2 separate regions of the Mus musculus genome follow, and region 2 is linked to region 1. Evidence: chromatin loops called from intact Hi-C (ENCODE). Cell type or tissue: left cerebral cortex. All regions are shown on one strand. Each heading gives the region's core, and the rest is flanking DNA. Links, peaks and the distances in the headings are about the cores only. Region 1 overlaps Igfbp5 (insulin-like growth factor binding protein 5). Region 2 overlaps Pinc (pregnancy induced noncoding RNA).

Region 1 (8,000 bases), core at 1-8,000:
CCTAACTCGTGGCAATTCTGACTCTGAGCTCCTTTTGAGTCTCAAAGTCCAAATCCCAAGAGAATCCTCTCTGAAAAAGAACAGGTTAAATTATCAACTCCCTTCTCCACCCCAACCCCGTACTTTTCTCCCTAAACTTTAGAAAATCCTTTCTGTTAAAAGGTCATTTTAATTGGAATCTGAAGATGCGTTCCATCTTTAAAGCTAATTCTACCTTGATCCCTCCAAGCCTCACCCCTCCGCCCCCATCTCAGTGCCTCTAAATTTATCTCTCACTCTATTCCTATTTGCTCAGGAGCGCGCGCGCGCGCGTACGCGCGTACATCCCCCCCCCCCACTTGACAACTAATGTCTTTTGGGTGGAGGTATTGAGAGCTCACCCACACGTACACTTGCTGCTTTTGAATTGATATGATTGATTATGATCGATGAAACATATTAGACTGTAAAACGTCTCTCTTTTTTCCTCCCAGGAAGAGAAAGAATACTTCGGGAGGGCTGGGGTAGGGCGTGGGGTATGAGCTGAAAGAGTTTGGTGTTCTGTGCTGAATGTTCGTCCCTGAATCTAATGGTTTTTTTTCCCCTCCTAAATTCAGATTTTAGTTAAGATAAAAAGATGGACACAGGTTTGAGAGGTGAAGAGGGATGTGGGGGTGAAGACATCCTCAAGTTCCCACTGGATGCTGGCCCTCTCCATCTCCCTTCCCTCTCTCCTCACTCCACCCCCACCCCCAGCAGCCCCACCCTCCACCCATCACTTAAACCAGACTAAAAGTGAGTGTGGCTAAGTGCGTGAGGGGCCCTGGAAACACAGAATGCAAAACTCAAGGGGCGGAGACAGGAAGACCACGCTCTGGGAGCCACCCCTCCGTTTGCCCCGCCCCCTCTTGCCCCGCCTCCAAATTCTCCGTGCCTGGAGTCTGTGGTTTAAATGATTGACAGAGCTTCTTGTTCAATCAAAACAGTTTTGCCTCGAGCTAGGTTTCTTGGGGGAGTTACCTGATTATATATTTTTATCAAATTATTTTTATATTTATATATTATAAATATTTAAGCTTAACCAACAATGCACAAAATCTGAGCTAGGAGAGATGTTAAGACTTAGCTAAATGTTTATTTGGTGCGGTTCCTTACAAAGATAAAGCCCTTCTCACCACCTGTCGTCCTCCATTACTCCAACGTGAGGAGGTTTGTAATTTTTCTGAACGCAAGCTAAAGACCTATGGATTCCACCACGTAGGAGGGTACGTGAGTGCCCATCAGTAGATAGCAGAGCTTGCGTGAGCTCAGCCTCTCTCCCCGGAAATTGCAAGTTTGAGCTATCGTGAGAAGTTGCATAATGAGGGGGTTGGGGGCATACAAACCGCGGAAGCCCCCAGAGACCGATTTTTTAGGTTATTTCTATTACATTTTTGCCTGCTGAAGCCGTAGGAATCCATCACCTGGCTTGGAGACAAAAAGGTTGGCTAGCAATCCCATCACAGCCGAATTGCGCAAGTTATGACTCCGCAGTATCCTCGCCCCACTTTTATTTGCCCAGCCAAGCGGTAGATAGGGAGTAGCTAGGAATAAAAGGAGTGAGCTCTGTGCGCACTCACTCACGCAGATGCTGGACCAGCAAAGAGGCAGCATCCTACTTCCCAAGTGGACCCAGTGCACACGCGCGCGTGCACGCATACATGCACACACGTACGAACCATATTTTTGTCCCGCGCCAGATCGCTTTAGAATTCTCTGCAGCCGAAGCAACCAGAAGCAACACCCTCTCCTCGCCCTCACTCCAACCCCAGCCCGCGTCAGGCAGGTGCCTAACAGCCTACAATTGCACCCTGGCTGCCGACCACAGTGGCAAAGGTTAATACCTTCCTCCCGAATGGGAGCCGGCTCTCGGAGAAGATCCTTCGAGCCATTATTTGGATGCCCACCCCCCCCCCAAAAAAAAGCTAAAGATGACGTCATTCTTAAAGAAAGGAAAATGGATAATGAAGAGAGGAGATTGTCTTCTGGGTCCTTTAGGAGAAATTCTTGCTCCCTAGGCCCCCTCCCCCACCACTGAAATCTGAGTAGTGTGAGCTTGGACAATCCTCTTCTCCCGCAGTTGGAAGCTATAATATACATATGTTGTATTTATATTTGGTATGCAACCAAAAATATATATTATATATTCATATTATTATATTATGTAACACCCCCACCCCCCAGTACAGTGAGTTTCTAGATTGAGAAGTGAGGAGCGAAGGAGAGGTGGCTGGCAGCCAAAGCTTCGGGAGAGGGAGGTGTACGCAGGCAGGCGGAGCCTGGGGTTTTGCTGGTTGCGTTGCTTGGCAACTGGAGAGGGAGTCGCCTAGATGTCCAGGGCTTGGAGCGCGCCTGGCCCTGCATTTTCTTTTGGCCAGTTCAGGGGCCAGCGATAGATACAGAAGGCAGTGTGTGTGAGGCTAAGGGGACTAGGGACACAGGGGTTTCTAGGACCAAGAAAGATGAGCCTCGATGGATCAAGGAAGGCCTAAAATGTGTTGAGGGCATTCTCTAGAAAATGTGCTTTCAGCGGTGGGAGCCTAACATACCGGAGAATCTGGGGAGTGTCTCCTGAGCTAGCAGAAACGCAAAATCTGAGATGTGGAGAGCAGAGGGCTGTGAATGTCAATCCTGTCATTGAGAAATAAGGCAAAGAGCAACATAAAAAAAAAATGTGCTTCTGGGAAACCAAGGGGAGGGGTACATTATGTAAATGAAAATGAATTCGGCCTTTGCTTCTTGGGCGGCTTTGGTCTCCATCGACCTGGCTTCAGCTCCAAGCCTAGTCCAAATGCCACGCTGAAGTTAACCCAGACTAAGACTTTTTGGCCAAATTCATGTCTGGATTGAACAAGGTTATGAAAAATTGAAGGAGCCAGATGACTTTCCCGCCGCACGCCCTCCTCTGAAGCAAGTCTGTGAGTGAGGGCTATGCCGAAGCCAACCAAAACGGGAGTTGGGCGAGAGGGATGGCTTTAACGTTTCTTGCCTTTGCCCCCATCTTTCTGCTGTGTCAGCAAGGCTTAGAGGAGACAGCACAGCTGGCCCAATGAAGCTGCTTTTCTTTCCAAGTCCCTTTCCCCCACGCCCCCACGGACTTCGGTAGCCTCTCCTCCGCTCCCCTAACCCCTCCCTCATGTCCACGCCCCAACTGAGGGCGGAGTTTTAAATCTGAGCAGTTCCGCCTTTGCCCTCTCGCTTTAAGCAAGCAGCCACCTGCAGCTGCACGGGCAGGGCCAAGCTGATCCCCCAGCCAGAGGTCACGGAGCTGGTTAGAACGGAGGACACGGAAGCAAGATTCCCTGCTGACCGGGTCCCGCTTTCTTAATTCAGGGAGGAGGAGCAAGAGGGACGGAAAGATTTACCAAAAAAAAAAAAAAAAAAAAAAAAAGTTTTACTTTGCACCCAAGCAGCCCATGCCTATGAAACCTTGAAGTATTTAATGTGGAGAAAAATGAAAATTGAAAGAAGGGATTATACCCTCCAGAGCCACAACGTTCAGAAGGTGGAGGAACTCTGTATATAATCAAGTATGAACAAGGGGCACCCCTTAGGAGCCAAGAAGCGAGGGGATGGTTACCAGGAGCCACAGCTAGCAAGTGGGAGGGGTTTTGTTCCATTGTAAGTTTGCACTTTTGCCAATTAGGTGAAAACTAGCAATTCTCAAAGGCTACCATTACATTTCTAACTGGGTAGACTATTCAAGGCAATAAGATTAGTCACATGTCTGCAGAAACAGGCAAATAACCGAGGACTGTGATGCATATGTCTGCTTCCCATTTCTTATAAAACATAAATCCAGATGAGTAACTAGACATTTGTTTGTATGGAGAAGTGGCCTTTTCTGCCTGGCCACATGTCTTAGCTGTGTCCTAGCAACTCTCCAGGAATTGTCTGGATAGTGTCCAAAGAACCTTAAAGCTGGAAGTAAACCCAGGGCTACCCTCATGGTCAAGGGCCCCACTTTACAGATAAAGACATTGAGACCTAAAACAGTAAGCCACTTGCCCAAGACAAGATCTGTGGTTGTCAGGACTTGAACTTGGCTTCTCCCTAGGGGCTGAGGCACTCTGCCCTGCTATTTCTGCTATTTCTGGCTCCTTCACTAGTCACTAGGGCTCTTGCCTAGGCCTGGTCTAACCTTGCAACCTTGGCCAACATTGCCAAATGCTACCTTCCAGTGGTAGGTGTTCTGAAAGCAAAGAGGAAACCCCTCCACTTAGGGGTGCTCTATTCTGTGGGCCAGAGAAGTATCAAAGTGACCTAAAAGTGGGAACTCCAATACCCTCTTGGAGGAATGGCTTCTTCCGTCCCCTTTTCTACACAGTCTCCCAGACAGCTGGCTCAGGCCAGTGGTTTGGCCAGAGAAAGTGAGCAAGGAGGGTTTGAAGGGACGGCATTCAGCACAGCCTCCGTGTCTATGGGCCAAACCTCATTTCCTGAACACAAGGAGTTCTCCTAATGTGGCAGGCAGGTCTTTGCAGCCCTGTGGTTGTCCATGCTTCCTGCCTCTCTGGAGAACATAGTACTTCAGTCCGTGGTCTACTGCCTGTGGTAGCCTGTCTCTAATGGCATAGGTCTCCCCTGGGGCTGGCAAACTGCATAATGAGACCTGAGGTAGAGTGGACTGACAGAAGTAACTACGGGGTTTCTACATCAGAAAGAAGGGGAGACCATCCATCAGGAAAGCTGATAGAGGAAGCCTCAGGAACGCCTTGTGAACATACTGGGGTATGCCTCGGGTTTTCAGCAGGCCTGCCTTTGGCTGAGAGGTTTTAGGGGTTCGGGTTACTCAGAGGCTATGCCAAGACTCATGCTAACTTGCCCCAGAGGCTGAGGAAGCTCTTTCCTTTGGGGTTGTTGGGGAAGGAAGCAGATAACGCAAGCCTATCTTCCCAGTAGGGTCTACCAGCTGAGCCTTTAGGCTCAACCAAATAGTTTATCTTACACTTTAGCCTTCAACCTAAACTGTCAGATCAACGGCCTTTCCCTGCCAAGTCTAAAGGCCTTCAATGAAACTGTACTCAGAACAGGGCCTCATATGATACCTCTACCAATCTGTGAATTTATATAGGATCTAGTTATTTGCTCTCTAAGCTCTGTCCATCAGGGCTTCCATGGGGAACATCTCTCTGTCCCCTCTAAAGGCGTGTCTCCTTCAGGAGTCTTTAGACTAGCACATCCAACCAAAATATAATACAAACCACATACATAACGTTTCATTTTCCAGGGACCACAATTTTCATACTTTTTTTTCTAGCAGCCAAAAATTTTCAAGGTTAAGAAGAAGCAGAGGAAATGTATTTTACTGGTGTATTTTAACAGAGCGTACCAGAAAATATTATCATCTCCACATGTACCCAAAGAATGACAATGAAATCATCAACTTTCTTTCACTTGCTGTCTTTTAAATCCATGGCATTTTTCTACCTTCAGAGAAAAATCTCAATTAGACACTGTATACGTATATACATATGCATATGACATATATGTATATGTCATAAAGTTTATGGTATGCTCTGCCAAACATACTTAAAACATTCCCAGTGAGCAAATTCTCTTGTTTCAAAATTTATATTTAAACTTTATGAAATTAAGAGAGCCCTCTGGCCCTCCCCCCACCTAAGGATACAGCTGTCGATGTTTGTTTTCTCTTGAAAAGTCAGCTCATCATCCTGGTTGCTAGAACCCCTGGACACTCCCTCTATTGCTGACCACAGTGAAAAAGAAAATGGGATCTTCAGGAGTGAGCCTGGGGCCAGGCAGATGCTGCTGTGAGCCAGTAGGAAGGCCAGGGGACACTCCACAGCCTCTACCCAGAGCCCCTCCTCTTTCTCTCTATATGCAAATGCACCCACACAGGGCAGCTGAGCTAAATAGCACCCATCTGCAGCTGGAAAGCAGTGAGACTTGGGGAGTCTGAAACACAGCTTACATTTGGGTGGATTGGGGAGGGGGGGACAATGAGCAGCCAGATTCTGATTCTCCCCCAAGCCTAGCACTGCAGCAAAGAGCAGGAGGCTGCCTGTTGGCTGGGAAACAAGACAGGACACGGAATGGGCAGAGCATCTAGCTGACTATTTTTGTCCTGATGGATGTCTTGGGCCAGTGCTATCTAGTGGAACTTACAGTGATGATGAAAGTGTTCTATATCTGTACTGTCCAGCCCAGTAGCAGCCAACGTGTGGCTGGGGAGAACTGGAAATGAGGACCTCTGGGTGTATTATCATTATTATTATTATTATTATTATTATTATTATTATTATTATTATTATGTATTTGTTCATTTAAATGCCACATTGGCTTCTGGATGGCACAGCCTCAGCCAAACAGAAACCTCACACACCAGGGGCACCTTCTTCATGGACTGCTTGTCTCTTCACCTTCCTGTGGCAAAGTAATCATGCTCTGAGGCAGGGGCATGACTCAGATGGCCTCCCCCACCCCACCCCCCACCCCAGCATCCGTTAAGCTATAAGTTGCCCCATTTATATCACAGAACTACTTCTCGGCTGAACTTCTCTTTGCAGATTGTAAGTGGCCTATTGGGCCATGAACTCCAAGCTTAGCTGGTTTTCTGATGGAAGAGAAATCATCACAGATAAGTCTCCCCCAGACTTCTGTTTGTGAGGACAGGTCAAGCCAGCATCCAATAGCAGCCCAGGATCAGGCTATTATTCATGGTGCCAGAATGACAAGAAGCCCAGGGTGGAAAGTAATAGTTCCAGTAGCAACAGGTCCCATTGGATTCATCTATTAGAAGGACTAGGAAGCAAGGTTGGATGGGAAGGCATCCTAAGAACACGTCTTCATATGTTGGTAAAGAGCCAGACGTCTACAGGAAAGCATCGGCAGCCAGACTGTGTGCTTAGAGAGGTTGAGCTTGGGTAAGGTGTGTGCATGGTGCTGTAGTGCTGTGTGCAATGCTGCCCTTCCTGGGGTGTCTCAGCAGCCATAAAGCTGTGCCTGTTCCCAGGGAGACGCTGATGTACCCATGGTCCTAAGTCATGGGAAGGGGGGGATGAATAGATCAACATTCCTGTGACAGAGTAGGCACATTACAAAGCTGGAGCCGTAGCACAACATACATCAGAGGAAATACCAGAATATAACACCCCTGTCTTAGGGTCTTTATTGCTGCAATGAAAAACCTTAACCAAAAAGCACCCCACGTTTCTCATCCTCTGCAGAAACCTTCCCAGCAGCATCTAGAGGGAGGAGGGTGTTGGGATGTGTTTCTCTTCTCTTTCTAGTCACTATAAAGAAGCAACACTCTGCCACACACAACTAAGACTTGCTCGCGCAGTCCTCCACTCCTGCACAGTGCTCCTTTGTCGTCCTCCCCCCCCCCCGCACCTTCTTAATGCATGCTGCAAGCACACAAAGAGGGGGAAAGGATTGATGGGATTCCCAAACTAGTAGGAGGGGGAGACAGCCAAGTGCCAGCTTTTAACCTTCATCTTCCCTGGAAATGTGCACAAATTGAGCGCCTTTGGTCTCCTGCGCCACCTACTGGCCACCTAGAGGTATAGCCCTGCTTGTTTCTAAAAGCCTAGGTCCTGGTGTGTCCTTCAGGAAGCAACACCAAGAACTGGGAGGCAAATGAAAATTTTAAGCCTGTTCTTCACAAGCAAGACGACTGAAAATTAGGGGAGAGGAGACACTCCCAGGAGCCTAGACTTTGCTTAGTGAGTCCCAGAGTTTGCAAAAGTTCCTTAAGGAAAAACATCAGACTCTACTCTTCTATCTGCACAGAACCCCCAAACTAGACATGCCTCCTCCTGCATCCTGTCCTCCAAGTCCACAACCCAAAAAACTGGGTTCACCCCAAATACGGTCTATTAACCCCTAGAGAGATTCCTCTTTGGACAGGCAGCCTGGGATTTGGCATCCCGGCAGGTTCTGATACCGTAGAGTCAGGCACTGGGGGGGGGGGGAGGGGGTGCAGGGGGAGGGCTGATATCCCCACAGAGAGTTTGACT
Region 2 (16,018 bases), core at 3,656-11,655, 520 kb before region 1:
TTTAGCAGTGAGCAAAAACCAAGGATCTCTACTGTAGACAATGCTCTCATTTTCACAGAAGGTCCTTATTTACATGTTTATGATAAAGGAGATAATCAATCCAATGGTATCAAGTGAGCACTGTAGTTCTCAGCGTGAGCTCATGGCACTCTGAACATAGACCTCCAGAAGGACTGATTGATGTGTCTGGTCACAAATATAGAGATGGATGCCCACTACAAGTGTATGCATTTGTATTCTAGCTTTGTCATTTTATGAGGCCTAACAATAATGGGTCAGGGTAGCAGCAAACACATCAAGCATCCAGTCTCCGTTTCTAAACACATTCTCTACTAAGAGGAATTTAAGTTTTTTGAAGAAATGCTGGGCTCTGTGGCCAAGGGAGGAAAATTAAAAGACAAACCTACAGCATCTTTTCAGTTTAGAAAGTAACAAGATGCACAAAGAAAGATGGGGGGGGGGGCAAAGGTTTCAGCTTGTGGGAGCTTCTATTGGCCAGCTCTGAGCATGAATTTAGCTAAGAGGGTAAGAGGGTTAAGTGTTATTTGAAATATTATAGCCTATTGACTAAAAGCTGAATCCACTGTCAGCTAAAGGATAATGAGGGACAGGCCATCTTTATATCTGAAAGCCAACAAATACATGAAGAAGGGATGATGAAATGAGAAAATTACCGTTTGGCAGAATGGAGAGCATGTGTCTAGACAGGGTTTTTTCACACCAGTTTATAGGATCTCAGGGAAGCTGCTAACTGACCTTTGAGAAACAAGTATTTGAGTTTTTGTAGCACCAATTATAAACCTAGGCAGTGACATGTTTCCCTAATGGGACTGTGTCAAAGGCTACCATTTAGGATGATGTTTTGGGTGTGGATGTAGGGTCCCTGCCCTGCCATGAATGCTGGTGATTTCACCCCATGTTCATACTGATCCTTAACTCTGAAGGCAAGTTAAAGAGTCCCTTATAACTTAGTCAGGTCCTTTGGCTCTAAGAGACACTGATTCGCTCAGAGGTAGCGCGCACATTCTGTCCCACCTACAGATTCTTGAGCTGTGTCACATTTATAAGATGCATGGGGGGTGGGAAATGAATCAAGTAGTTGGGAAGATGCTCAGTCATCAAAGTGCCTGTTGTGCAAGCCTGTGGTCTTGAGTTCAATCCCTGAGAACCCACATCAAAGTTGCTCACAGCCGCATGCACTGGTAACTTCATCCTTGGGGCTCCCTGGTCAGCCAACCTTACCAAATTGTTGAGATCTGGGTCCCAGTGAGAGATCCAGTCTCAAGAAACAAGATAGAAATATTGGAAGAAGGACTCCTCTGACCTCTACATTCATAGGCACAAATGGGCACCCATTTTTGCATACACTCCTGTAAACACACACACACACACACACACACACACACACACACACACACCCCAGATAAAGTAGTCAGTAATAAATCTTAAACTAGTCATCCAGGAGATAGGAAAATTTATCTGTTTCCATGTTATAATCTAGTTTCGCTGGAAAGGGGCAGCGGCGGTGGCGGCGGCGCGGGGGGGGGGGGGCGTGGGGGGGGTGTTGATTCTTGTAATCACATGAGATCATTCAGCTCTGTTCAGTTCTGTCTTCTCTCCCGTGTAGGAATGACAGGGAACATGCTCTAGGAAACAGAACCCTAGAAAACACTTACTGAATTTGAATGTTGTGTTGCTTTCTGATATCTGTGCTTGGGATTCCGAATGACTCCAGTTGGATTTGATGGGACTCAGGGTAGCTGGAGAAATGAGGGGGCAAGGCACACACATGGTGCATAAGCAGGTCAGCCAACCACATAAACCGGCACCTAACTAGAAACATCTGCACAGTGAAAAGTTGGGTATCTGGAGCCATCATGATTGGGTAGGAAGGAGATCACTGCCTTCCCCAGGAGGCCTTCCTAAGATTTGTGAGATGGCAAGAATGAGAATGGGAAGTGGGGAGACAGAAGGCCTCGTCCTGTCCTGAGTATCGAGTCCCTGCTGACTCTGAGAGTCCGCTTACTCTTGCAAGGTCACACACATTTATTTATGTTACAGTCCGGCTGGAAGAAACATGGAGCACTCTGGGGGTATTAACAAGGAAGAAATACAAATCGGATTTGAGCAGAGGGAAGAGAAGCCTCGGCCAGCTGCATGGGAACAGGAAGGACATTGCATGCTACTTTAGCTGGTCTCTTTCCTGCTGGGAAAAGTCAACGCGTAAATGATAAAATTTATAGTGCATGGAGGGTTGAGAGCCAGACTCGCATCATTTGAGTCTGAATTCCGGTCCTGAATAGAATGCTATTGTCTCCCTCTGTCCCCCACTTCCAATGGAATGGGGCTGCTGCTGAGTGGCATCACAGTCTTCTCACAGAGTCGGAGGCATTAGCAAAGGCAAGGCTTTGTTTGGGGAATGAGACATTGACACTGATCTTTAGTTAAAATGGTCTCAGGAACAGTTATGTCATGGCATCATCCATTTCTAGAAGAGGACGGGTCTTAGAAAAGCTGAACTGCAAGTTTCTTATCCATAGGGCAAGATGGGCACAGAAGGAGGAAGGTATGCTCCAGTCTTTCAGGAAGACTCTGCAGGAAGGATACCGTGGACAAGGGCTGAAAAATCTAAATCCCAACCTTGAAAAGATCATGTGACAGATACTGCCTTGCCATGTACATGCCCGGATGATCCATCTCTCATGTCAATGCCCGTTCTCATCTGAAAAGTACCCAGCTTGATCACTCACCTGAGCCACCTGAAAGATGGGAGCCAAATCCACTTCCTGCTCAGGTGTCAGGGGAAGGAGAGCCCATTCTGTCCTGGACTCAGCAGCTGCCAAGACCCTGAGGGCTTGAGAAAAGGAACTCTGATGACCTGATGACTTTCTTTGTTGTTGTTATTGGTTTGTTTTGCTTTGTTTTGTTTCTTAAACGATAGTGACTTTGTTGGTACTGTCACGAAACCCTCAAAGCATGTGAGTATGAGGGATGATTGTGAGCAATGTGGTTTAAAAATGGAGTCTGAGCATTGGCCCTGCTATTGACTACCTCAGGGGATAAAATGAAATAGTTGAGCAAAGTGCTGTCTTTATACTAAAATAACCACCATTCGTTTAAAATGTACTGATGCTATCTCATCACTTCTGTTTCTAGAATAAGTCAAAACCAGCGTGTGTGTGTGTGTGTGTGTGTGTGTGTGTGTGTGTGTGTGCATGTGGAGGGGGCAGAGATCATTGCTGGATTCTTCTATTGCTTTCCACCATGTCAGAAGCAAGGTCTCTCACTAAGCCTGCAGCTCACTCTTAGGACAAGAGCAGTTGGCCAATGGGATCTAGAGACACTTCAGTGTTTACCTCCCCAGTGTTAGGGGACAAGCATGTGTCACCTCCCCAGCCTTTTACATATTTGCTGCAGCTCTCACCACTGGTCTTCATGGTTGTGTGGCAATCACTTTAATGACTGAGCCTTTTCCACAGCTTTCTTCTGTTAATGTTAAAAGGCCAATCTAGGGGCCAGTGAGATGGCTCAGCAGGTAAAGGCACTGTATTTCCTGCCAAGCCTGGCAACTTAAGTTTGGTCTCTGGGACCAAATTCTCTGGAGAGAATTATAAATTGAGCTCTCTCCTCTACATATGCACAAAGACACCTGTGTAGCCCAAATAAAATAAATAGGCAGTTTAGAAAGGAATTATGCATACATTTCTTTCTCTTGATGCCCTTGTATCCTCTGCCATCAATCCTGTGAATAAATGCTATATAATCTCTTTTAAAAATTAGAGACATAGTCCTGTGTTCTGCATTGCTCTGACTGGCAGTTCATTGATAGACAGACAGTAAAGATGCTTACGGAACCTCAGTAAAGACCAGCTGAGCTGGCCTACATCTGATCTGCTCAATCAATCTGTAGCATCAAGAGTTAAATGAATGGTTGTATTTATGCCCTCAATTTTTGAAGTTTGTGGTTTATTATCAGCCTAAATCAACCTAAACAGAATCTTGATGTGTTCATACCCCCAGTAAGTGGGCAATGAAGTATAATGAAATCTTAAGAGACCTCCCTCCACTGGCCAAATTCTGTTTTCATTAACGGAGGTAGATTTGTACAGAGTTACCCATTACACTCTTGCTTGGCCCCTGTTTTCTGGTGAGGACTGCAATCTGTGACCCCAGAAAGGAGGCTGCTGGTTGGGTGTGGTGGGGAACTAGGATGTGACCTGACCTTGTTAATAGCATGCCCTAAGCAACCTAGCCAATCAGCCCATCTCTGCCCTCCTGGAAACTCTTACCACCCACTGTGTCCCAGACTAGAACACCCCACCCACCAGCCCTTCCTCCGAAACAAAGATGCATGTGAGCACGTAGTGGAAATGTCAGGCAATGAGGCTTGGCAGAAGCTGGCTTCTCAGCACTCCATGTCAGGGTTCCATGAGGGCAAAAGTGCCAAGATGGAGTCCCAGATGCCAGCAAGATTCTGTTTGTGGTTATGTCCCTTTTCTGTGGGTGGCTCTAGGAAGAGAAACAACACCTTCAGACACGGACATTTACCTTTCAACCTTCTCCCTCCTATTGTTACTGCAACCTATTTTCTTTATCTCAGTCCCACGACTTAGCCTTTGCCAAGTTCGCCAGTATTTAATAGTCAGTGAAAACAATGTTTTGATTTGAAGATGGTAACCAAACTCCCCAATCCTCTTCTTTCCACCAGCATGTGAGAGTAAAAGAGATCAAAGTTACATCCTTGACGAGGTCCAGTTTCTGAGATTTTCCTTCACCGTTGTCTACCCCACCTGCATCTGCCTGAATTTCTCATGGGCTTCTATGGAAAACGACACCCACTGGAGGGGTGTTTGGCAGCTCTTCCAAGGTCACAGCTCCTGTCCTAACCAACGCCGACTCCTTATGGTTCTGTGGTTTTGAATTTGACCACTGACTGCCAACTATTTTCTTTGGTTCATTGGTTTCAACTTTCTACTTTAGCCTTCCGAGTTTTATTTCTGTTGCTGTGATAAAATACCCCAACAAGAGACAACTTAGAGTAGGAGGATTTATTTTAGCTCACAGTTAACATTTATAGTTCATCATAACAGGGAAGATAAAATGGTAAGAAATTTGAAACAGCTAGTTGCATCATAAGCACAGTTGCTAGTAGAGAAAAATGAATTCCCATACATGCTTGCTTGCTTCTGGTAAGCTATATGTCCCTATTCAGGACTCCTGCCTAGGGAATGGCACCACCCAAAGTAGGCTGGTTCTTCCTCCATAAATTAACTTAATTAAGATAATTCCCCAACAACCTGCTCACAGGCTAACCTGATATAGACAATTCCTCATTGAAACTCTCTCCCTAGGTGATTCTGGGCTATGTCAACTTGTCAAAATTAACTGTTACACTGGGTTTAGTGTATTCTTTTTTCTGATTTAGCATTTCATCTTCAGTCAATTGAGAGTCCTTATTCTGTAATTAGTATCCCTAACCTATTTGAAATGCTCTAATGTTTTACCACTGGGTAGTCTTAATTTCAAGTCAGGGTCCAGAAGTATTTTTCAATAAAAGGGCTGTATGATAAATACTTTATTCTTTACATATAGTATCTACCGCCTACCCTTTGTTTGCATTCTTTTAGCATTTAAAGATTAAACATTCTTTGCTTAGATCTATGAATAAACAGAGATATGGTAAATTTGGCCTGTGGACCACACTTTGCTAATCCTTTGCTTTAAATAAAACCCATGCCTGATTTTTTAAAGCACATATGCAAATGGGAAGTATAAAAGCAGCAACTTTTTGTGACTTAGCTCATTCACTTGATTTCTAGCTTCAACTGAGTGAACTATTATTTTGAATGAAGAAACAGATTCTTCAGGCCATGTGATTATACAATGGACAGGTAGAATAAGCAACCCAGGGACCTTGGGAAAGCAGGAGAGAAAATGTCCCAGAGAGAAAAATGCCACCGATGTAATGCTGTGTCAGACGTAACAGCCAGGATGATAGTTAAAGTATTTAGCAATTAATAAAGCCCAAGTGCCACCAAGTAAAGGTCACTGGAGCCTGGATGTCTTCTTGTAGCCATCATGAATGCTTTTGTTGCCAGAGTGTGGGGAGGTCCCAACTCCAATTAGGGGTCACATTGTGAAGGCAGTGGAGAATTCTGTTGTAAGACTCACATTTTTTTTTGTCCTGCTTTGATTTCTTTGAATCTTATTGGGTCCCCCAAAGCTTTGAATGATCCTGATAGGTCTAGGCCACAACCGATGGTAAACATTCCCTTTATCCAGTTAGTTTTTAACTAGAAGCTACCCAGGCTTCAGCCACTGGATATTAGTACCTTGCCACCCCATCACACATTCAAACAAATCATTTGCTTCTCTCTGTGGGAGTCAGGGGATACACCATCTTCTTCTTTATATAAAATCAGCTTTGCCCAGCTTCTGTTCACTCATTCTGTTCCCAAGTGCAGCCCTCATGTGGTCCTGAAAGTCATGGGTGCTCCTCCCATCGGCAAGCAACATAGGTGACTAATACACTGCTCTCAGTCTCAATTATTCAGGGCTGGGCCATATCATCTCATGCTATTTGGGGTTGGGGAATCTCTCTCATAAACGAGGTGAATAAGAAAAGTTAGTAATAGGCTGGCACGGGAACTTTGGGACAGTGACTACACAAACTTGTAAAAACAAACCTTAATGTTTTAACAGCCAATTTATCTGGATTTGAACAGCTGATACCGTTGTGGTGTGATTTGTGGTCCTTGGCTACCCCACTCTTCTAGATTACTCTTACAAGTTCAGTCTTCATTTGAGGAGTTGAACCCTCAGCAATGGTGTTGACAAAACCAGTTAGAGAATTGTCTTGCTTTGCTTTCTATTGCAATTATGAAACACCATGACCAAAACCAACTTTGGGAGAAAAAGTTTGATTTCAATGTATAGCTTATGGTTCATCGGGAGGGGAATATGGAGCAGGCAGGAATGGAAGCAAAGACCATGGGCAGATGCTACCTACTGGCTTGCTCCCAAGGTTCACAGTCAACTACCTTTATTATACATTCTTGAACTGCCTCAAGTGATGCCAGACACAGTGGGCTGGGCCCTCATACATCAATCAGTAGTCAAGAAAATGACCCACGGACCTGCCTACAGCCCAGTCTGATGAAGGCTTCTTTTCAATTTAGGTTCTTTCTTCCCAGATGACGCCAGTTTATGTCTAACTGGCACAAGAACCTACCATATATTTTGTTAGAAAGTGCACCAATTTAGATATAATCTTCAAGTAAAAAATAAGATCATCTCTCAGCCCACTCCAACTAGAGTTGGTTTGTTACCAGAGAAACAATAAAGAATCTCGGGACAAAAAGAAATTATGACTTTCCTGTCATTATAAAAATCACGGCACCGAGGTTCTGGGACAGAATCCATATATTTGATCACATGGGGAGATGCTAGGAGCAGGAAGGAGAAAATAGAAAAGGAGGAGGCAGGTGTGACAAAACAGATGAGAGGTCGTTTGTATGTGGTTAATGGTAAGATTAAAGCCCCTCAGAGGAAAACCCTGATCCCTACATGGCTTCTATTGCTCAGTGAAAAAGGCATGGAAATTCCCAAGAGCAGACAGTGATATTGGTTTTGAAATTGGTACATTGTCCTTTAAATAATTAACATTGCTATGGTGTCCTACTTCATGTGACAGGCAGATGCAACTCTGACATTAACATGCTAATATCCCAACACCTGAGATTGTCCCTAGTTACAGAGCAGAGAGGTTCTGAGTCCACGTCTCCCATTAGGTTAATGTCAAGGTGGGAGAACTTTGTCCTAGTTGGACTCACACTCTTTGAGATTAGATGGAGTTCTGTCTACGTGAAATTTAGAGGTTTCTACTGAAGGCAGATGCAGGACTCTAAGCAGAGGCAGGCACCATGGGGAGTGCTTCAACTGAAAGATGAAGGACGTGGACTTCGGCACAGGAGTTGGCTCTCACCAGCTGTGTGACCTTGGACATCTCATGCCTCACACTGTAAAATGAAAACTTTGCAGAAGATGACGTCTTCGATGACATGCAGCCCAGACACTCTGTGGTTTTGATGGAGGATTGGGGCCTGACCTCGTCCTGACTTCCTTCCTACGCAGTTGCTGAACAGGAAGTGAGCTCACAGGGAGGAACTACAAGAAGGCTGGGGGTGGAGATCTCCCATGACACCCACCAGAATGTGGAGCAGTGTCCTGACCTGCCAGAAGTTAGAGCGAGTGACTGCAGTGGATCTCTTCATCACTTATTTCTGGGGTCTTCCAAACATTAGACAATGTCTCGTTTTTATACCTGCATGAAGCCAAACCATAGTGATGTTCAGAGGATTCCATATGCAAAGAGAAATAAGGAATAAATTCACAGATAAGCAAAGGCTTATCCAAAGATTGTCAGTCATTCTTACACTTGTAAAAGTGACATATGCAAAGCAAAGAATCATAGCCATTTTTTTCTATTTTCTAAACTAGTTTTTAAAAAACTAGCACACAGAGTATATTTCACTATGTCATTTTATTATATACATTCTTCTTGGTGATCCTCCCACATTCCCCAGCCCCTCCTTCTGGTCTCTTTCCTCCCCCTAAAAGCCCTGGTTTTGCTTTCATATCAGATATAATCTCCCTTTTGTCACTTCTCACCTAAGACCCCTTTCTCCCATGTGTAGTCCCTTTAAAATTTTATGATCTATATAGAAACATATACAAATATGCACACACATGCATACACATGAACACCTCATAAATATACACACACATGAAAAGTTACATATACATACACATATGAAAATACACAGGTGGGGCGTGGTGGCACACGCCTTTAATCCCAGCACTTGGGAGGCAGAGGCAAGTGGATTTGTGAGTTCGAGGCCAGCCTGGTCTACAAAGTGAGTTCCAGGACAGCCAGGGCTATACAGAGAAACCCTGTCTCGAAAAAACCAAAAACAAAACAAAACACACATGAAAAATTAAAAGCTAGGGTCCACATATGAGAGAAAACATGCAGTGTTTGTCTTTTTGAGTCTGGGTTATCTTGCTTAACATACTTTTCAGATTCATCCATTTTCCTATAAATCATTTTTCTTTTTACAGTAGACTAATTATATATGGTATGTACCCCATTTTTATTATCCACTCACCTGCTGATAAACATTCAGACCCATTCAACTTTCTTGCTATTGTGATTTGAGTGGCTGTTAACATGATATGTAAGTACATCTGTGGCATGTATGATATAGAGTCCTCTGGGGATATGTCCAGGAGTTAGGTATAGGGAGTTATATGGTAGTTCATTTTGTTGTTGTTGTTGTTGTGTGCACTTCCATTTTACATGCTTTGAGAAATGACAGTGATTTCCATGATGGGTGTGCCTCTGCATCCCATTGGCAGTGGATAGGGCACCTCCTCACATCTTTTCATTAACGTTTGTTGTCCTTTGTTTTCCTGATCACAACCATTCTCACTGGGATGAGATGGATCCCCAAGTTTCTATTTGTATTTTTTCTGATGGCTAAGGACATTGAACATTAAAAAAAAAAAGTTCTTGGCCATTTGTCTTTCCTTCTTCCTTTCTCTTTTGGGAACTTTCCGTTTAGTTCATTAGCCTGTCTACTGAATATTTCTGTTTTTAAAATTTAAATTACGAAGTTCTCCATACATTCTACATGCTAGCCTTTGTCTGCAGTACAGTTCGAAAAGACTTTCTCCCATGCTGTCAGCTGCCTCGTTACTCTGCTGGGTGTCTCCTTTGCTGTGAAGAAGCCTTTAAATTTCACGGAATCTTATTTACCAATCCTTGAGGTTATTTCCTGAGTTACTGAAGTCCACTGCAGAAACTCCTTACCTGCACCAGAGTCTTAAAGTGTTTTTTTTTTTTTCTGTAATTTCAGCATTTAGATTCTGTATTAAGGTATTCGATCCATTCTGAGTTGCTTTTATTATGAGAAAGATGAGAGATGTTGGATACAATTTTGTCCTTCATCATGTGAATATTTTTTTCAAGCACTGGTATTTAAAGTGACTATCTCCCCCCCACCCCCACTGTGGCTGTAGCTGTGTGGGTTTACTCCCAGAACTTCTATATTATCATCATTATTAGTTTTGTCCACGTGCCTGCTTTGGTTCCTATGGTTCAGTCCTATAGTCTGAGCTCAGACTGTGAAGCCTCTAATATTATTCTTTTGCTTCGGATTTCTTTGGCTATTCAGGTCTTTCGTGTTTTGATAAGAATTTTAGGGTTTTTTTATAGTTCTGTGAAGAATATCATTGGAATTTTGACTGGGATTGTTTTGAATTTTGTAGTACTTTTGGTGATACAGTCATTTTCACAGTTTAATTCTGCCAATCTATGAGCACGGAGGTTCTGCATATCTTTCAGTGTCTTCCTTAGTTCCTTTTTCCATTGTCTGATTCATGGTTGATGTCTGTTATCTGTTTGGTTAGAAAACCTTGAACTGTAACCAGAACTGCGAGAAAATTATCGGAAAAATCACATTTGAAAGACAAGATGAGAGTAACTTTATCCCTCTCCAGTCCTCTTCAAACTGTCAAGATCATCAAGAAACCCTGGCAGCTGGGAGATTCTGTAGACGAACGTCTACAGCCTAGGTCGGATTGTACAACAGAAAAAAATCCTAAGCATCCACAATAATGTATTAATATTGTTTCATTAATTGTTACAAATACACCTTAATAAGGTCTTAGTAAAGGAGGCTGAGGGATTTGAACTCTTTATACTAACTATCATTTCAACTTTTCTACCAATCTGACACTATTCAAAAGAAAAGTTTATTAAAACAAACAAACAAACAAACAAAAAGCAAGAATAACAACAAACAAAACCAAGTATCTTAACCTGGAGAGGTGACTCAATGCTTAAAAACAATGTTTTCTCTTGCTGAGGAAGTTGGTTTGTCTTCCAGCAGGTGTTATGGTGGCTTACAACCCCCTGTTACTTCAGTTCTAGGTCTGCAGGCACCAGGCATGCATGTGGTGCAGACATACATTCAGATAAAAGATTATATACATATATACACACATATATACACACAAACATATAAGACATTTAGCATTGCTCATGTTTATATGTGTCCAGGACTGATCACTTGGGATTAGACAACTTATGGAATAGCCCTAACCCTGGAGAATATGATAGCTGTCCAGACAGCTCCAGATGTTTTCTAGCTTCCTCAGCAATTCTGTTCCTGGAAGCAAAGTGACAAGAGCATTAGATGGAAATAGGACTTGAAATCAGAAAAAGAAAATACCTCAACATTATTATATTATATTACATTATATTATATTGCATTATATTATATTATAATTTAGTACCTACTGCTAAATAGTGTCCTGTGGATACAAAAGGGAAAATGTACTCAAGAAATCTCAACAATATGGTTGCCTAAACAGAATAATGGCAGTGCTGGTTGGCATGCTGCTGCGGACAGAGGAAAGTCTGCACGGTTTGACTTTTAGATTGGGGTATGGTTGCTGAGAGAAAGAGTGGAGCAGTTTTCTCCAGGGACTGGGCTGTTTCAAAGGTTGTCTAATCCCAAGTGGTCAGCCCTAGATGCATATACACATGAGCAGTGCTAAATGTATGTACATGTGTGCATATGTGTGTGAGTGTGTATGTACATGTACATGTAACAATAACAATTAAAGATGAGATGACAAATTTGGGACAGAGAAGTTGGACACACAAGCGGTTTGGGGGGAGGGCAGGAGTGATACAGATGCAGCGCTAGACTATGAAGTTCTCATCAATACTAAGAACTGTTTTAAGTGCGACGCAATAAATATGTTGCTGATATTCCATTTTTTTGCTTTTTAAAGGAAAACAGTAAAGAGGAGGAAGAACCAAGGTCTCTGGAAGAAAATACACCAAGCTGTAGAGGAACTGAGTATGTTCTAAATGCTGTTCTCATGCACACTTCATTTCCTTTTAAGAATTAATTATTAAGAATATTAAGATTACAGTAAGAATGACTGACTCGTGACATTACAAGAAAACTAGAATGACTTTAGGGCTCCGAGCCATGGTCTGTAACTTGATGGCAGCTGTTTCCTACGAGGGGAGATCAACACATGGAGTGACTTGCTGCCAAGGATGGTGACGGAGCTTCTGAGACTTCATGAGATCAGGGCCCACTAGCCTCAGCATCTGGAGAAGATAAATGAGGAGCCAAGAGGGAGGTTGCAAGGTGAGATCAGATCCAAGAGGTCAAGGGTCAGATCGACTGGTCAAGACAGCCCCACCTGTTCTCAAGCTCTTCTGTCCCGTGGGAGCTAAGTGACAAGAGCTTTAATGGAATCAAGAAAGCTCCTCAAGTCATTTCTTAGTCCTTAACCTGGGGCCTAGAAGAGCTTCACAGGCCTTTTGTTTGTTTTGTTTATTGCTTTATAGAAACATGAGAGTTTTCATTCTTTTGTGTTATATTTTGGTGAGCTGGTTTGCCAGCATTTCCTCCTATGCGACAGCCGAGAAAGCTGTAGTCTGGAGAATTCTGTGGACAAAGTCGTATTTCTTCCTCCTTCCCTTCTGTGCATTTGGCCTTGATTAATTAAGCACCCTGTTACATCTGTGCACCTTCCGGGATTGTTCTCCAGAGACAGGGGAGCATAAGTCTTGTGCCCTAGACATAATCAGCAAGCTTCCTGGGGAGGAAGTGGGCCTGAGCACCTTGTAACATGCTGCAGCTGAGGGACAGAGGAACAACTATCATACTGTTGCAGATCCAGTCCACTGCGCTGTCCCTATGACTTCTGTGTGCGTGTTTGCATTTCATAGTCGAAGGGAGTATAGAATTTATTGTTTCAAATCGGGACACATTCAACGGTGAAAGCAAGAGGCTATAAATAATACTGAGGGGTGTCTGGCCTAAGTAGGGATTGCCTGGAGCAAACTAGAGTGTAAGGCCCCTCCACCTGTGGCCTGCTTAGGAGATGAGAACAAAAGAAAGTACATGCATTGTGTGTGCAGGTCTAAAAGCGACATATGAGGCTAGGAAAGTATGCAATAAGATTGTGCCATATTCATGGAATGTCTGTGGGGAACTGAGCTCAGTCTTAGTCCTGAACTATTGGATCATTTACTGCCTTAATTTTCTCAACACAGATGCCTTCCCACACTACAAGCGGACTTCAGGGCCCATGTGCACATGAACCAGCTGCCATTTTGAGTTCAGGTCATGTTCTTCAGGAACAGCGCTCTCTAAACCACCCATCGAGGAGGACGGTCAGTCCTCCTCTGTGAAAGGAATTCTGAGGCTGCAGGTAGCCAGTTGGGAGGACCCTCAGCTGTGGGCAGGCATGCTTGTGATCTTCAGATTCCTCATGCTCTAGAGAGGGAGTCAGCTAGAGAAAGTCTAAGTGGTGCCATGTCAGGGACAGCTTTTCTTGCCTCGTGTTGTAGGCCAAATTCCTTCTTTCCAGCCTTATTGGATGACTTTGTAACCACCAAGGTGATTGTTAGCTGGAGGCAGGACCTTGACAAGGTAATCAAAGTTAAATGTAGTTATAATGTGGGACCCCAAAACCACAAGACTGGCATCCTCATAGATGGAGAACACCAGAGACAAGCATCCTCTCTTTCCTCTCTTTGCATAGACAAAGGTGAAGAGAGTTTACACACAATCAAATGCCAAGGTACCCTCCTGTCTGTAGACTGAGGAGAGAGGTCCTATCAAGACCCAACTCTGTGGGCACCTTGATCATGGGCTTCTATATTCTAAAGTGGCAAATAAATGTGTTTTGTTGTTTAAACCTTCTCAGCTTCTGGTTCTTTGTTGCAGCAGCCTGGGGAGCCGAATACACCTGGGAGCAAGTGCGGCTTGAACACAGCCATATGCACAGAGAGTTTTTCATGTTCTCCAGTTTCCCAGTGTTAGAAAACAGAGCATGGGCTGTGAACAAGAGGTCTTGATTAAGGAGAGCTGAAGTGGAAGAAAGCAAGGCGATAGGTGTCTGCCACATGTAGGACCTTGTCAGGACATTGTTCACTCACGTGCATTTATTTAACTAGAATGTTAAATCTCTACTTCTGCCAGGCATTGTACTAGACAGACTTGAAGTATTATGAAAGACCCCTGCCCTCAGCAGGCCTACTAACAGGACTACTGCTGGCAGTGTTAGGATGGACTCTTATATCCTAAAGAGAGGGTTGACGGACAAACACCTTTTGGGAAAGTTTGCCAGCTTGAGGATTAGTGTACTCTCCACATTTCATAAGGGGTGGGGAGTATGTGTGCCTCTTCAGTGATGGCTCCCCTCCCATCCCTGCAATCCCCAGGGGAAGGCTGTGACAACCCCCTCCAGCCTCTGAGCTCAGCTGGGCTCCAGATGTGGCTCTGGAACCCACAGGATTGAGAGGTTATGTAGTGGTAACTGCACATAGGTCCTCTAAGCTGTGTGATGAGAGGGCAGGTCAGTGCAGGGACTTCAGCTTTGGGTCAGGCAATGCCAGCTTACCGAAGGTCATGAGAGGACACGAGAAGCGCCAGGTCCCACCTCTCAGCCAGTAGCCTAGAGACTCCTGGACTCCCAGGCTACTTCATGCACCTGGGATGAGCCTTGAATTTTTACTCATCCAAGGGGCTATTACAGGGGTTTTGTTTTGAAGGAAGAAAAGAGAAACTGGGTTTCCCATCTGTTCTTCCTTCTAACTTCCTTTCCACCCCCTTAGAAGCAGAGTGTGTGATATCTTCTGCTCAGCTCAGTGTCCCTCCTGGCATTGTTCCGCACCAGCAGTTCAGACCCTGTGATCTTCAGGGCTGCCACATGAAGTCCATTGGATTAGCATTGATTGCCCACACAACTCTATTTTTTATATTGCTTATTTTTTTTATTAGAGGATAATTTTTTATTTCCCCTATCTCACATCTTTTTTATTTTCAGACTATAAATGTACCAATTGGCTTCATACCAGGACAGACCTCTGGGTTTCATAAAGTGGAAATGGAAGAGAAATGAACCTAAAAGTTCCCAGCCACTACCGCCAAGGGCGGGAATACAAGAACAGTGTGCCCTCCTCAGACTTGACCATGAGGCTAGCTTTCAAAAGGGTTCTGACTATTGCTTTGAATCTCTTCACTCTAGAAGTTTTAAGCCAGCATACTCCCAAATGAGACCGACTGGAAGGAAAATACTGAAGGAATTTTATATTTTTACAGCTGGACTTAACAGGAAGACTGAGAAATAACCTGGGATTCCGAATGATCTGCTCAGGCCTTGAGGACATGTTTATGTTGTCTCTGTGTCCGTCTTCTTTCTTCAACTCTTTGGGTCAAGCAAGCTATAGCTGCCTTATGTAAAACAATTAGAATAAAGGGGTCATACAAGCAGCCCACTTAGGTTGTGAAGTGGAGGGGTGCCCCAATGGATTAGACTAAAGATGACTTTTCTGTTTGCCTAGGGTAGCTTCTTGCTAGTGCTTCCCCAGTGTGTGTCTCTTCCATGGGGCCCACCATCTACTTTCAGGTTTTTGGAGAGCCTTAGACCCCAACATTTAGATCTGAATCTTCAAGGGACTCCTATTCAAGATCCCCACCCAGTCCCTGACCTAGAATTAGTCTGTTCTCCAGTGTGCATCAGCCTGTTCTCCCTAACATTTCACTCACTCACTGGGTTAGGTTCTTGGTGGGTGGCATTGGTAACTCGTAGGGCAAAGTACAGAGTGGTACCAAACAGCCTTCACAAATTCCCCAGGAGATCAGGCATGGCACAAGAGTATAGTGCCCAGGATTTACTGTCACCAGGATACCATCTTCTTCTGATTCAGCTGAGGGACCCTGATGTTCTCATTCTCAACCTTTAAAATATGTTCAGAAGTTCTTCTTCATAGAGTCTTCAGAGACAAGCCATGGGGCAAAGCAGAGTGTAGGGCTCACGTCGTTGAGATGTGGTTACTCTTCAGCTATATCACATTTATCATTGTAGGGGTTCTGCCTGGTAGGCAAGAGGAAGCATGCACCACAGGGCACCAGGCTAAAGA

The links. Peaks named below come from ENCODE experiments on the same cell type or tissue, not always from the same donor. Only the 100,000 strongest peaks of a DNase experiment are listed, where the experiment ranks them.
Region 2: it touches region 1 in a loop (5-fold over the local background); 4 of 42 quality-filtered maps call a loop at or near these places.

What each region holds. Positions count from the first base shown.
Region 1 is chr1:72,865,540-72,873,539 of GRCm38, reverse strand. The region is part of intron 1 of Igfbp5 (insulin-like growth factor binding protein 5); the gene reads left to right. Among named protein-coding and RNA genes, the nearest start is that of Igfbp5, 5.3 kb to the left of the region's middle. In left cerebral cortex, for the core only: CTCF peaks have their summits at 3,233 and 7,548 (motif pointing left); DNase peaks (open chromatin) are centred at 1,614, 2,269, 3,064, 7,514 and 3 more places; H3K4me3 peaks cover 3,305 bases; H3K27ac peaks cover 3,040 bases.
Region 2 is chr1:73,378,444-73,394,461 of GRCm38, reverse strand. It overlaps Pinc (pregnancy induced noncoding RNA), which reads left to right. Exons shown (of 5, transcript NR_003202.2): 5 at 2,062-3,077. Among named protein-coding and RNA genes, the nearest start is that of D530049I02Rik, 13 kb to the left of the region's middle. In left cerebral cortex, for the core only: no CTCF peak of the experiment used is centred there; DNase peaks (open chromatin) are centred at 5,020 and 7,232.